Regions from separate parts of the Homo sapiens genome. Here region 1 is linked to region 2. Evidence: chromatin contacts called from ENCODE Hi-C or POLR2A ChIA-PET data. All regions are on one chromosome and are shown on one strand. The core of a region is the stretch at or near the end of the contact, and the rest is flanking DNA. Distances in the headings are between cores, read along the strand shown. Region 1 has its middle 96 kb from the start of MIR4280. Region 2 holds the start of MIR4280HG (MIR4280 host gene).

The links. Hi-C counts contacts between places; a loop is a spot of excess contacts on that map. ChIA-PET counts read pairs that join two places held with the same protein, here RNA polymerase II (POLR2A). Pooled maps may share reads with other maps.
Region 1: a loop to region 2 is called in a pooled map, with 5 times the contacts of the local background. The contact joins the enhancer-like site here to the promoter of MIR4280HG in region 2. A Hi-C loop is called at or near these places in 1 of 168 maps with a recorded cell type or tissue (naive thymus-derived CD4-positive, alpha-beta T cell), 9 of 37 single-sample maps with no recorded cell type and 14 of 50 pooled maps. POLR2A ChIA-PET finds 5 or more read pairs at or near these places in 3 of 52 experiments (RWPE1, activated CD4-positive, alpha-beta memory T cell and activated T-cell).

Annotation. Positions count from the first base shown.
Region 1 is chr5:87,015,956-87,022,394 of GRCh38, forward strand. No RefSeq gene overlaps it. Among named protein-coding and RNA genes, the nearest start is that of MIR4280, 96 kb to the right of the region's middle. RefSeq lists enhancers at 4,316-4,375, 4,406-4,525. Within about 2 kb of position 4,321, at least 12 of the 41 ENCODE cell types and tissues checked have a DNase peak (open chromatin) inside an H3K27ac peak, as active enhancers do.
Region 2 is chr5:87,118,629-87,124,945 of GRCh38, forward strand. MIR4280HG (MIR4280 host gene) reads right to left here and starts at 3,567. Exons shown (of 2, transcript NR_186582.1): 1 at 3,193-3,567. LOC101929380 (a long non-coding RNA gene) reads left to right here and starts at 1,520. Exons shown (of 4, transcript NR_105018.1): 1 at 1,520-1,566.

The DNA of each region.
Region 1 (6,439 bases), core at 3,071-5,570, 100 kb before region 2:
TTTCTTACGATTTGGATAACTTTAATATGGATACTTGAATTTTAGACATTTAACCCTAGTGACATCAGAATCTGCCAAAGATAAAAACTGACCTTTTCCTACTATTTCAAAAGAAGTTCAACTTCCTAAATTTAAAATATCAGCAATGAGTCAGACTCAAACCAGTATAGTCAGTATTTTTAAAGCAGAAGTTGGAAGAGTTTTTGTTTTGTTGAAGCATTGTGTTTGTGTGTGTGTTCCATTTTGCTTCATTTTTATAAAAGCAGTATAAAACTTGGAGAATGATAAAGTTATAGATTTTAAATCCTGCAAATAATGTTTTTCTTTTATAAAAAGTTGCTGACACAGTTTTGGCTTTGGTTTTGTTGTTCTTATATAATTCTGCTTTGGTTTGTGGCCTCACAGATTTTTGAAATAATATAAAGGAGGAAGAAGCAGAACATAGTAGAAGGTTTGTACATGAGACACAAACACAGTGACTCAAAAACAATTATTTGATAAAAAAACAAAAAAATAACTCTAAAGAGAATAAGATGCAAACTATTTTTTCTTAAATTCTTGCTACAAACTACATCCTACTAAAGGCCATGATCCTAATTCTGCTTTTTCACTGTAAAAAGAGAAAGAAGAAGGAAAAAGTTAAAAAATATTAAGGATGCGTTAAAGGTGTGATTGCATCAAATTTGGACTTTTTCCTTGGCATATTTTCAGGGAATTAGAAGAGAATTGACCAAGGGAATTATTTCCTTGGTTTGAAACTTATTTGTTGAAACAACTAAAATCATCCAGGGGAGCTGGGCATGGTGGCTCATGCCTGTAATCCCAGCAGTTTTGGAGGCCAAGATGGGATAATCACTTGAGGCCAGGAGTTTGAAACCAGCATTGGGCAACATATTGAGATGCCCCTCCCCACCTAAAAAGAAAATTAAAAATTAGCAGCGCGTGGTGGTTCATGCCTGTCCTCCCAGCTACTCTGGAGGCTAAGGCAAGAGGATCACTTTAGCCCAGGAGTCCAAGTCTGCAGTGAGCTATGATCATGCCACTACACTCTAGCCTGGGTGACAGAGCAAGACTATGTTTCTTAAAAAGAATTATATAAATAAATTCATCCAGAGAACTACCAGTGTGCATGTCTCACACTCTGGGAAACAGTCATCTAGTGATCTCCCTTTTCCTGAACTTCTACAACTTTTGTCACATGTGCATCCCATGCATTCTGCACACAAAATATATCTTTGGTATTTTTTTTATTTTGGTGTTTTTAACTAACCTTAAACACTGCTTAAGAGCTAAGTCAACTAATTTTTTACTATTCCAAACTACTTATTAGGGCATGTTACACATTAAAATGTCCCTCAGTATTTGTTCATGAAGTGGTTGTACACCTAGCTTTCCAACATGCATGGAGGGCACATAAACATATTATTAGTTATGCTTGAAGTAGCCTCATGTTATATTCTGTTTCATAAGCAGATTTATTTTTCAAGGCAGCATATGTTCCAAAAGCCACTAAAATACACATGTTTGCTCAAATAAAGCTGACAATTTGATAGATTTAAGAAATGAATTTTAAGTCTCTACTCCACAGAATTATGACATATACCCCATCCAAATCCCTAGTTTGTTTGAGATTGTGTGTGATTTACTCTACATCTTACATCTACTGGCTGTCTTTCATGGCATTTGACTTATTTGAGTCTTTGCAACCTTTTTTCTGTGAACACATCTTCTGCAGTAATTATATTTTTAAATTTTCCATAATCAATACTATTGAGATATAATTTATATAAAGGAAAAAGTACCAGACAACTAGTATGTAGAACATTTTCGGTACCCAAAAAAAGTTTTTTTCTTAATCTCTTGCTGTCAGTTATCCCACCCTACAAAACCATTGATAATGGGATTGCTGGGTCAAATGGTATTTCTGTCTTTAGGTCTTTGAGGAATCACCACACGGTCTTCCACAATGGTTGAACTAATTTACGCTCCCACCAACAGTGTGTAAGCTTCCTTTTTCTCTGCAACCTCACCAGCATCTGTTACTTTTTGACTTTTTAGTAATACCATCTCACACCAGTCAGTGGCTATCTCATTGTGGTGTTGATTTGCATTTCCCTAATGATCAGTGATGTTGAGCTTTTTCTCGTATGATTTTTGGCAGCATGTATGTCTTCTTTTGAGAAGTGTCTGTTCATGTCATTTGCCCACTTTTTAATGGGATTGTTTGGTTTTTCTCTTGTAAATGTGTTTAAGTTCCTTATAGATGCTGGATATTAGGCCTTTGTCAGATGCATAGTTTGCAAAAATTTTCTCCCATTCTGTAGGTTGTCTGTTTACTCTGTTGATAGTTTCTTTTGCATTGCAGAAGCTCTTTAGTTTAATTAGATCCCGTTTGTCAGTGTTTGCTTTTGTTGCAATTGCTTTTGGCGTCTTTGTCATGAAATCATTGCCCATGCCTATGTCCTGAATGGTATTGCATACGTGGTCATCCAGGCTTTTTATAGATTTTGGGTTTTACATTTAAATCTTTAATCCTTCTTGAGTTAATTTTTGTATATGATGTAAGAAAGGGGTCCAGTTTCAATCTTCTGCCTATGGCTAGCCAGTTATCCCACTTGCAGCAGAAACTGATGGGTATGTGCTTGATCTTTCTTTACTGGAAGAGACTCTCTGTTGTCTCAGGCAGTGGTTTGGTCTGTGAAATGCCCAGTTCCCTGAGTTCCATGCAGGCCCAGGAATGGGGGACAAAGATGAGTAGATCTAGGTCCACAGTGTGTGTGGTGGGGGGTGTGGGATGAGGGTCACCTTGCTGTACCAGCCCCACCTCTATCCTGGGGCTTGTCACTTTCAGTTCAGATGGACACTGTCATTGATCTCGAGGCTGCCATGCAGCTGAGGGTCACGGAAAATACCTGTACCGTTGCTTTCCAACAGATTGGCCTCAGGAAAGACCTTTTCCCTCAGCGCAACATAGATAGCTTTGCAGCTCGTCTGATTAGCATTCCTGCAGCCGCTCCATGTAGAGAGGGAGAAGGGCCCTGCCCACTCTGTAAGCCCAGCCCAGTGGGCACACCACCCATGGGGTTGCAGTGCCCATTATAGCCTTGGAATGGCCATCCACAGGTGCAACTGTACCAACCTCCCATAAGAATAGCCAAGGCTGCCGGGCGCGGTGGCTCATGCTTGTAATTCCAGCACTTTGGGAGGCCGAGGCGGGTGGATCACGAGGTCAGGAGATCGAGACCACGGTGAATCCCCGTCTCTACTAAAAATACAAAAAATTAGCCGAGCGTGGTGGCGGGCGCCTGTAGTCCCAGCTACTCGGAGAGGCTGAGGCAGGAGAATGGCGTTAACCCGGGAGGCGGAGGTTGTAGTGAGCCGAGATCGCGCCACTGCACTCCAGCCTGGGCGACAGAGCGAGACTCCGTCTCAAAAAAGAAAGAAAGAAAAGAAAAAGAAAAGAAAAGAAAAGGAAAGAGAGAGAGAGAGAGAGAGAGAGAGAGAGAGAGAGAGAGAGAGAGAAAAGAAAAGAAAAGAAAAGAAAAGAAAAGAAAAAAGAGAGAATAGCCAAGGCTATGTGTGCAGCAGTGGGTGGGGGAAGCTGGGAGGAGAAGTCCCCCTCTTATATCTGTTTCTGAGCACGGGTGCCACCTGGCCACTGAGATAAAACCATGATCCTCCCATACAGAGCCCAGAGCTGCACCTGCATCTGTGCTGGGAGGTATGAAATCACTTTCAGCTCCCAAGCAAGTAGCTTTAGAGCACAGGAGAGTGCCACCCTAATCTCCTTTGTCCCAAGGGGTGCTTTGTTGTGCTGTACTCTTCCTCCCCCAGGGACAATCTGCTTTAATTGTTAGACCTCCAGGAATTCTGCAGCTCCCCTGAATCCTGTCAGCCTTTTGTGGTTGTCAGAATTGAGCACAGTCTGAGCACATTCTGGTGAATGTCTGTTCAGGATTGAGTGATGCAAAAATAGAAAGCCTAAGACTGCCCGGGCAGGACAGAGTCCCACGATGGGTGGGACCAGTCTCAGCTCAAGTCTGGAGAGAGGGCAAGTAACCCTGCAGGGGTGGGAGCAGGTACACCAAATGCCTGGAGGCAAAAATGCCTGGAGATATAACCAGGCAAGGAGTAGAGAAGCCACCTCTGCACAGGAAGGGAGGGGTGGCCCATGTTCCCAATCCAGTCTGTGGAGAGGGAACCACCTCCCTCCCTCTCCTCAGAACCGGTAGGGCTCACTCCCTCAACTGACTAAGGTGACTAAGGCAGCAGGCTGGGGCACCCAACAATGTCACACACAGACTAGTCCCAGGTCACAAAGCTGTTTCTGGCTGCAAATCTCACTGCCTGGGAGAAACTGCAGCTTCAGCAAGTCTCCTCCCACTTCCGTCCTGTGATGTGAGAGAGCCCAGTTCCAGCTGCAATGGCTGGAGCACACCCCATACTCATTCTGGTCTCCTTCTGCAAACCAAGTACTCCAATCTCTGGCCAGAGACTAAAATGCCTGCAGCAGCCACCACTGCCAGCTTATCAAATAATGACTGACTTAGTATGAGCCCAGATTGAAAACAGAATCTTCCTCTCAGCCCTAGGTCTGGGAAATGCCTGCAGCTTTTTCCAGTGTCCTTTTTCTCTCTCAGTCTCCCAGACTCTCCCCAAGTTAGCTTCAGGGTTTGGGAGAAACAAGTTGCTCTCCCATAGCCTGGGTTACATAAACAGCCAGTGGAAAGGTGAGTGACAGAAGAAAACTCCCCCTCTCACATATCGGGGCTTCACACACTTTCCTCAGCCAAACACTGCCACACAGGCTGCTTGCCTACCTTCTCTTTCCCAAGTGTCTGAAGTATCCTTCACTTTTTTGGTGAATTCTTAATATTTCTTCTTGAATAAATCCTCACAGTGTTAATTTAGATGCACGATTTTGCTATTTCCAAGTAGACAAGGTATGCTAAAAGCCTTTAATCCACCATCTTGGGGTAAAATTCCTGATATTGGCAATTGAGTTCCTTTCAGGTTTTTTTCTTGATAAATATAGGTAAAGACTTACCAATTTCACTTATTTGTCCAGAAACCAAGTTTTGGCTTCATTAATTTTCTCTAATATTTTGCTGCTGTTAATTTCATTGATTCATTCCTTTATTTTTATTGTTTCTTCTTACTTTTGAGTTAATTTGATTTTTGTTTTGTGATTTCTTTTAAATATTTTTTAGGACAACAGAAATTTATGATCTCACAGTTTTGGAGGCTATAAGTCCAAAATAAAGGTGTCAGCAGTGTTGCACTCCCTCTGAAGGTTCTAAAGAAGCATTTTTCTTTGACATCTAATTTCTGATGACTCCTGCAGTCACTCCAATCTCTGCCTTGGTGGTCACATAGCTCTCTTCCTTCTGTATGTCTCCCTGTCTCTGTTTTCAAATATCTTTCTCCTTTCTCTGATAAAGATCCCAGTCTTTGGGTGACATCCTAATCCAGATAACCTCATCTTGAGTTGATAACATCTGCAAAGACCCTATTTGCAGACCTACATTCAGAAGTACCATAAGTTAGGACTTCAACATGTCTTTCATGGACACAATTCAACCCGCCATACTATTAAATAGGGAGGGATTTGACTCAGTTGTAACAGAAACATTATCTATTCACAGAAATCTGGCAGTAGAGTCAGTGGCAGATGTCGACATCTTTTTTTTTTTTTTTTATTTCAGTAGTTTTTTTTTATTTCAGTAGTTTTTTTTTATTTCAGTAGTTTTTTTTTTTTTTGGAAAACAGGTGGTTTTTGGTTACATAGATAAGTTCTTTAGTGGTAATTTCTGATATTTTGGTGCACCTGTCACCTGAGCAGTGTAAACTATACATAATGTACGGTCTTTTATCCCTCACCCTCCTCCCAACCTTCCTTTTGAGTCCCTAAAGTCCATTATACCATTATTATGCCTTTGCATTCATATAGCTTAGCTCCCACTTATAAGTGAGAACACATGATATTTGGGTTTCCATTCCTGAGTTACCTCACTTAGAATAATGGTCTCCAACTCCATCCAGATTGCTGCAAATGACATTATTTTGTTCCTTTTCATGGCTGAGTAGTATTCTATATTGTATATATACCACATTTTCTTTATCTACTCATTGGTTGATGGGCATTTAGGCTGGTTCCATATTTGTGCAATTGCAAATTGTGCTGCTATAAACATGCATCTGCAAGTGTCGTTTTCATATAATAACTTCTTTCCTCTAGGTAGATACCCAGTAGTGGCATTATAGTAGGTAGCTAGGGACAGGCATGAGCATGGCAGGAGAGGGCTCCCCCAAACCCCACCAGGAACGTCAAGTGACAATCAGGTGATGGTCAGGCAGTTGTTAACCATCTCTCGAAAATAATTGGTCACAGCCAGCACCAGGAAAAGGCAGTCTCCCTATAGATAGAAAAAACCTGAAA
Region 2 (6,317 bases), core at 2,317-4,816:
ACTGCACTCCAACCTGGGCAACAGAGCGAGACTCCTCCGTCTAAAACAACAACAACAACAACAACAACAACCAGTATATATATTGGGCTTTGTACTATCTTTGATTTCAGGCATCCACTGGGAGTCTTAGAACATATCCCCTGCAGGTTCCCACTATATTAAGAGGTTACTACTGTATTAAAAGTACTCGTTTTTGTTTTTTGTTTTTTGTTTTTTTTTGAGACGGAGTCTCGCTCTGTCGCCCAGGCTGGAGTGCAGTGACGCAATCTCGGCTCACGGCAAGCTCCGCCTCCCGGGTTCACGCCATTCTCCTGCCTCAGCCTCCCCAGTAGCTGGGACTACAGGCGACCGCCACCGCGCCCAGCTAATTTTTTGTATATTTAGTAAAGAGGGGGTTTCACCATGTTAGCCAGGATGTTCTCTATCTCCTGACCTCGTGATCCACCCACCTCGAAAAGTACTCTTTCTTATGTTATAATATTAACACCTGGTTTGGGCTTAAAAAAAAAAAAATAGTGTTCCAGAAAAGAAAGGAGAGAAGGGAGAAGAGGAAAGCGGAGGGAGATCCAAGTTTTGCTGGACCTCTGAAAGGCCCTGACCTGGCTTCAGTTCCCAGCTTCCCACTTGGGTTTTATCTCGAATGAAGTTTGTGAATGCAGAGAAATGAGGGAAAGATAACCAGTAAGTGGACAACACTAGAAAGACTGGCCAGAGAGGTACAGAGGACGGAGATTTCTTTCAAGTGGAAAGGGAAGGAGTGGTTTCAAGGAGGATGTGGTATTTAAGTTGGCTTCACTATATATTATATTTTATGTAATGTGAGTGACACAAGCGTGGGAAAGTGAGAAATAGGAGAGAAAAAAGAGAGAGAGCGAGGAACATGGAAAAGCATGGGGAAGAGAAGAAAGTCGTTTTACAGCCTATGTTCAATAAACAAACGACACAGTGATCACAGTCAGACACAGCAGCTTCTCTGAAGCCCTCTCCTCTCTCAAATATTCCACAAATTACAATCTTCTATTTCTAGAGATTCATTTCTAGGGAACTAAGCAAAGCTCTCAATAGGGGTATATATTTGGTCTATACTAGTTACTAGAAACTCAGTATCAGTTGACTTACATGACTGAGAAGGCAGGGACTAAGATACAAAGTATGCAGGTGAGTGTGGATAGGGCAGGGCACCAAGTTGTGCATAGAAGCCCCACTTGGGAGGCACTGCTGGGAAAGACATCCTAGGTGGGGAAGTGGAGCATGGGTGGAGCTTGGTGGGCAAGGGTGGGCAACACGGACACTAGCTTATATGGTTTGGCTCTACGTCCCCACCCAAATTTCATCTTGTAGCTCCCATAATTCCCACGTGTTGTGGGAAGGACCCAGTAGGAGATAACTGAATCATGGGGTGGGTCTTCCCTTGCTGTTCTCGTAAGTCTCACGAGATCTGACAGTTTTAAAAACGGGAGAGAGAGCACAAGTCCTCTCTCTCTTTTCCTGCCGCCATCCACCTAAGATGTGACTTGCTCCTTGCCTTCCACCATGATTGTGAGGCCTCCCCAGCCATGTGGAAATGTAAGTCCATTAAACCTCTTTCTTTTGTAAATTGCCCAGTATCTGGTATGTCTTTATCAGCACCATGAAAATGGACTAATACACTAGCTGTGTCACACACAAGAGTAAGAATATGATAAAGTGCCCATTTTTTGCTACATGACTATTTTGCTCAGAGCCATCCAGGAAAGAAAGAAAATAAGAAAGGGAATTGAGGTTATGGAATGCCAAAATAAAAAGACCATGAAGGCAGGAAGTTTGTCTAATTTGTGCTTGCTTTATCCCAGAGCTCAGAACAGTGCCTGACACTCAAATAGGTTTTAAGCATATGAACAAATGCCTACCTGGTGATAGGCCTTGTGCTTGGGACTTTACCTGCATTAGCTCATTTAAGTCTCACACATCAACACAGATGAGGAAATCGAGATACAAAGAGTAAGTGTCTTGCCCTAGGTCATCCAGCCAATGAACAGCAGTGCCAGAATTCAAATCCTAGCCTAATTGACTAAAGCCAGTGCTATTAACCACCATGAAATGCTTCTTCACTAGACAGGAAACCAGACGATGACTATAGCATACAGTAATCTGAGTTTGGCACAACTCACTGTGATGATAGCATCATTCAGATACAAACTGGAGGAACCAGTTTTAAAGAAGGGTGAGGGGATGCAGAATATTAAGGGAAGCTGAGTGGTCAGGCTGACTCTATGTTATGGTATCAAATTTGGCTTGCCTGAATTTTAATTAGGACAAGAAATATTTCAAAGCACAAATGAGAAGTTATTTTCATCTCTGCTTCTCTCTTTAATTCAGAGTTCTCTAGAAGAAAAACAGGAAATGTTCCTATATTAAGCAAGTGGTATCAAAATCTATCATATCAGTATTGAAAAGCACCAGGTAATTTCTTAGATTCAGAAACCTCAATTTATCCCTAATGAAATACTAAGAAGGCTGCAATAACCAATTACTCAGAAACATTTTGGTGTTTCTTTGGCTGACTTAAACTGAATTATTTCTATATCCAACTGTTTCTATTAGTCATCACAAACTCAAAGACATTAGTTTATTCTGGTACTTTAAAAAATAATACACAATAGAAAAACAAAAACATAGGATGAATAAATGGGAGGAAATATATATCAATTAGTACCATTCATTTTTTATTCATTACTATGGTATTGAAGGACTTTGGCAGGTGACATTGTATATCCAGGCTACTAAGTCTATTTCTGAATGTTTCTACTGCATACCAGAGAAGAGTGAGGCAACAGAGACCAAACTGCCAGCCTTGGACCAGCTAGTAAAGAACGGAAATGAGTCATCCATTTTTCACCCACACTCTTGAAACTAAACCTGAAAAGGAAAAAAAGTTTGATACAAAATAGAACTTGTTTATTCCCCTATCCACATTTGCTAGAACAGTGCCTAGCATAAATGTTTATGGAATAGATGGTTTAATAAATATTTGTTGAATGAATAAACAAGTGAATTTTTTTTTTCTATTTTTCCCTCAAGCTACGAATATGCAGGAAGGCAAGAAAAAGAGAATAATGCTGATTGCCCACAGAACTCGTTTGCTGAGACTACAGACAGTTTTGTAGTCAAGATCCGCTTAGACAAGTAATAGGCATTTTAAACTTAACATACCTGGAGTAGAACTTCTAATTTCCTCCCTTATAAATTGTTCTCCCCCAGTCTTCTCTCAGTAAATGCATTTCCACTTCACGAGCAGCTCAAGGCAAAATCCTAGGGGAGATGCTTGATTCCTCTCTTCCCCTTGTTCTCTATATCCAAACCCTCAATATGTAGACCCTACTCCCAGAGTGTATCCAGAATCTAATTACTATTTCCAGTACTACCATGCTAATCTCACCACCATTGTCAAACACCTGCACTACCACAAAAACCTCTAACTTGTCTCTCCTCTTCTAAGTTTGCCCCTCTGCAATTTAATCTTCATCCAGATGAAAATGTGATCATTTTGAATCATGCATATTCTTTCCTTTCTCTCCTTATAATGCTGAAATCGCTTCCTGTTGTACTTAGAACAAAAGTCCAATCTGTCTCCTCTCTATCACTCTGACCTCATCTTCTGCAACACTGTCCCTTCTGTTGTCACCATGCTGGTGTTCTTTTTTCTTTTTGAACATACCATGCTCTTTCCCATCTCAAGGACTTTGCACTTGCTGTTTCTCTGTATGGAATGCCTTTTCTCCAAATCTTGACGTGGTGGAGTCCTCATCATTCAGGTTTTAGCACAAATACCTCCTTATCTAGGATGCCTTCCCTGACTAAAGCTGACCCTCTCTGCAACATCCACACACAAGGTACATTCTATCACATCACCCTGTTTTATTTTCGTCTTAGAACTTAACACTATCTGAAATTAGTTGATAAATATGTGTGCTTACTTCATTCATCTGTGTCTCCCAATGAGGATGTAATTTTGAAAAAGTAAGAATCTTATTAGTCTTGTTCTTCGTTACATCTCTTGGACTACAGTGAATATTTATTGAAAGAATGAATGTTTTCTGAAAGTCCTTGAGCAGTTTTTGTGGTTGGTTTTGATACTTTGTTGAGTGTTAATTGTTCATTATGTCATTATGTTAAAGGTCTCTGCAATTAGGATACAAAGTATAATTGAGACTGAGTCATTTTCTATTGGTTTTAGAGCAGAATCTGACAGTCCTCTCTTGGGAAAACACTTTTAAACTGCCACTATATCACAGAACCAATTCTGACATATCTATATCAAAAACTAATTTCCTCAATTCTGTGTGTATGGCATCCAAATTTTTTTTCTAAATATTACCTACATTTGGCATGGTCATCATAGCTAAATGATTATTTCAACCACACTTTTTCTGCTGCTTCTCTACCTTCCTTTTCATTTTTACATATATTGGTGATTTCCTAAATGTAAATGGTTGAGTTTAAATGCCAGCAGGGGGTAAAAAAAAGAAATTCTTTGCAAAGGTAGAGAGATTTGTTACTCAGCCAAGTGCTTCTTCAGTAGCTAAGTTCTCATTAGAAAGCTAACTTTTCAGAGTAGCTCAGAGGTGTCATTTAGAATTATTTCATTTTACCAAGCTAGCATGAAATCTCATGACACCCTGAGGCTACTTGTCCTGGAGTGTCACAAAATGACACTCTGTCCCAATCACCACTAAATAATATTAACTCCTAAGCCTGATCTTCAAAGTCTAAGAATACAGCCCACATACATCCAAGGAGAGGGTTTTTTTTCCTAAAAATGATTTTAAATGGTTTTTAGCTTATTGCAATAACCTAGCCTTCATATTTAAATTAGTTGCATTAGAGAGCTATTTGTCATTGCAAACAAAGCTGCATTTGTAGCTTTGGATTCATTTTACAGTACCCGTCATTTGTCCACCTGGCCTTCTACTTGTACACAAATCACAGCATAACTCTGACAAGATATGGTTGTTTTATTTGATTGTTTTAAGTTTTTAAGTTGGAGAGAAGGATCATAACATAACCTAAAAAGGAAGTATATAAATCCTAAAGAAGAAAAATTAAAAGATTTAGATATCCAAGAAAAAATAAAAATTAAAAAGAATCACAGCTATTCAAAAAACAATTCTTCAAAAATAAGAGTTAATAAAATAAGAATTTAAAAGCAATATCATATGTGATACAGAAAACTTGACTATATTATTCATTTTCCAATTCTGTTCAAATGCTAAGTTTTGCAATAACTTACTAATATGAGAAACAAGTGGGCACTAAAGCAACACTGAGATTATTCATTTATACTAGATAATGAAGTAGCAATGTCAAAAATTTCAAGTTACCAGTTAGAGGAGTCTTAAATGGCACTTGCTCCAAGACATGTCTTATTACTTAACATGAGAAATATGAAGACAGAAGACAATAGAGCAGCTTCAAGAACTTTTAAATCTATTTTGAAAAAACACATGTAAAGCCACATAGCCTAAGTGACAAATTAGTGCAAGAGATACTAAATTTTTGAGAGTGTGAACAAAAACTTTATATTACTTTTCCAACCTAAAATATTATTCAATAAAAACTCTATATGAAGTGTACCTTGCTCAATGTCTATCAATATTAATATTTTTAAAAATTAAAAACAGCAACCTTTATTTAGGAATTTATCCTATAAATATGCATCCACCTGGGTACAAAGATAAATAGTTTTAAATGCTGACTGCTGAAAATGTTCATCACTGAAAAGCATGGAAACAGCCTAGATTTCTGACAATAACATACTGAATACACTAAATATATTTATCCAAATAATGTAATACTCTGTAGTAATTTTTAAAGTGAATTAGAATTATAATTTATTGTTATCAAATGTCTAAGAAATACTAAGTTTAAAAGTAAGTTGTCAAACTAAGTATAATTTATTAATCTAAGGATATGTAAAGGTAAATGGTTTTTTATACATAATGGATCATTAAATTTGGCTTATTTTACTGTGAATGCATAGAATGTTTCTGGAAGACACATCTGAAATTAATGTCAGTTATATCCGGGGAGGAACCTATGAGACAAGCAATCAAGGGAGAAAAAAAGTTATTTTCATTATATCACTTTTTTTTAATAATTTAGACTTTTGATCAGGGCACGCATTTGTTTATCAAAAGAAAATGTAAAATATAATGGATAGAAAATTTTAAAATACTGTCTGTATCTTCCTCGTTCATTAAAAAACCCCGATTTCAGTATGATCCAAACTGAGTAGTTGTGACAACTTCTCATTTGAGAATAGAAGTTTATTTGATGGC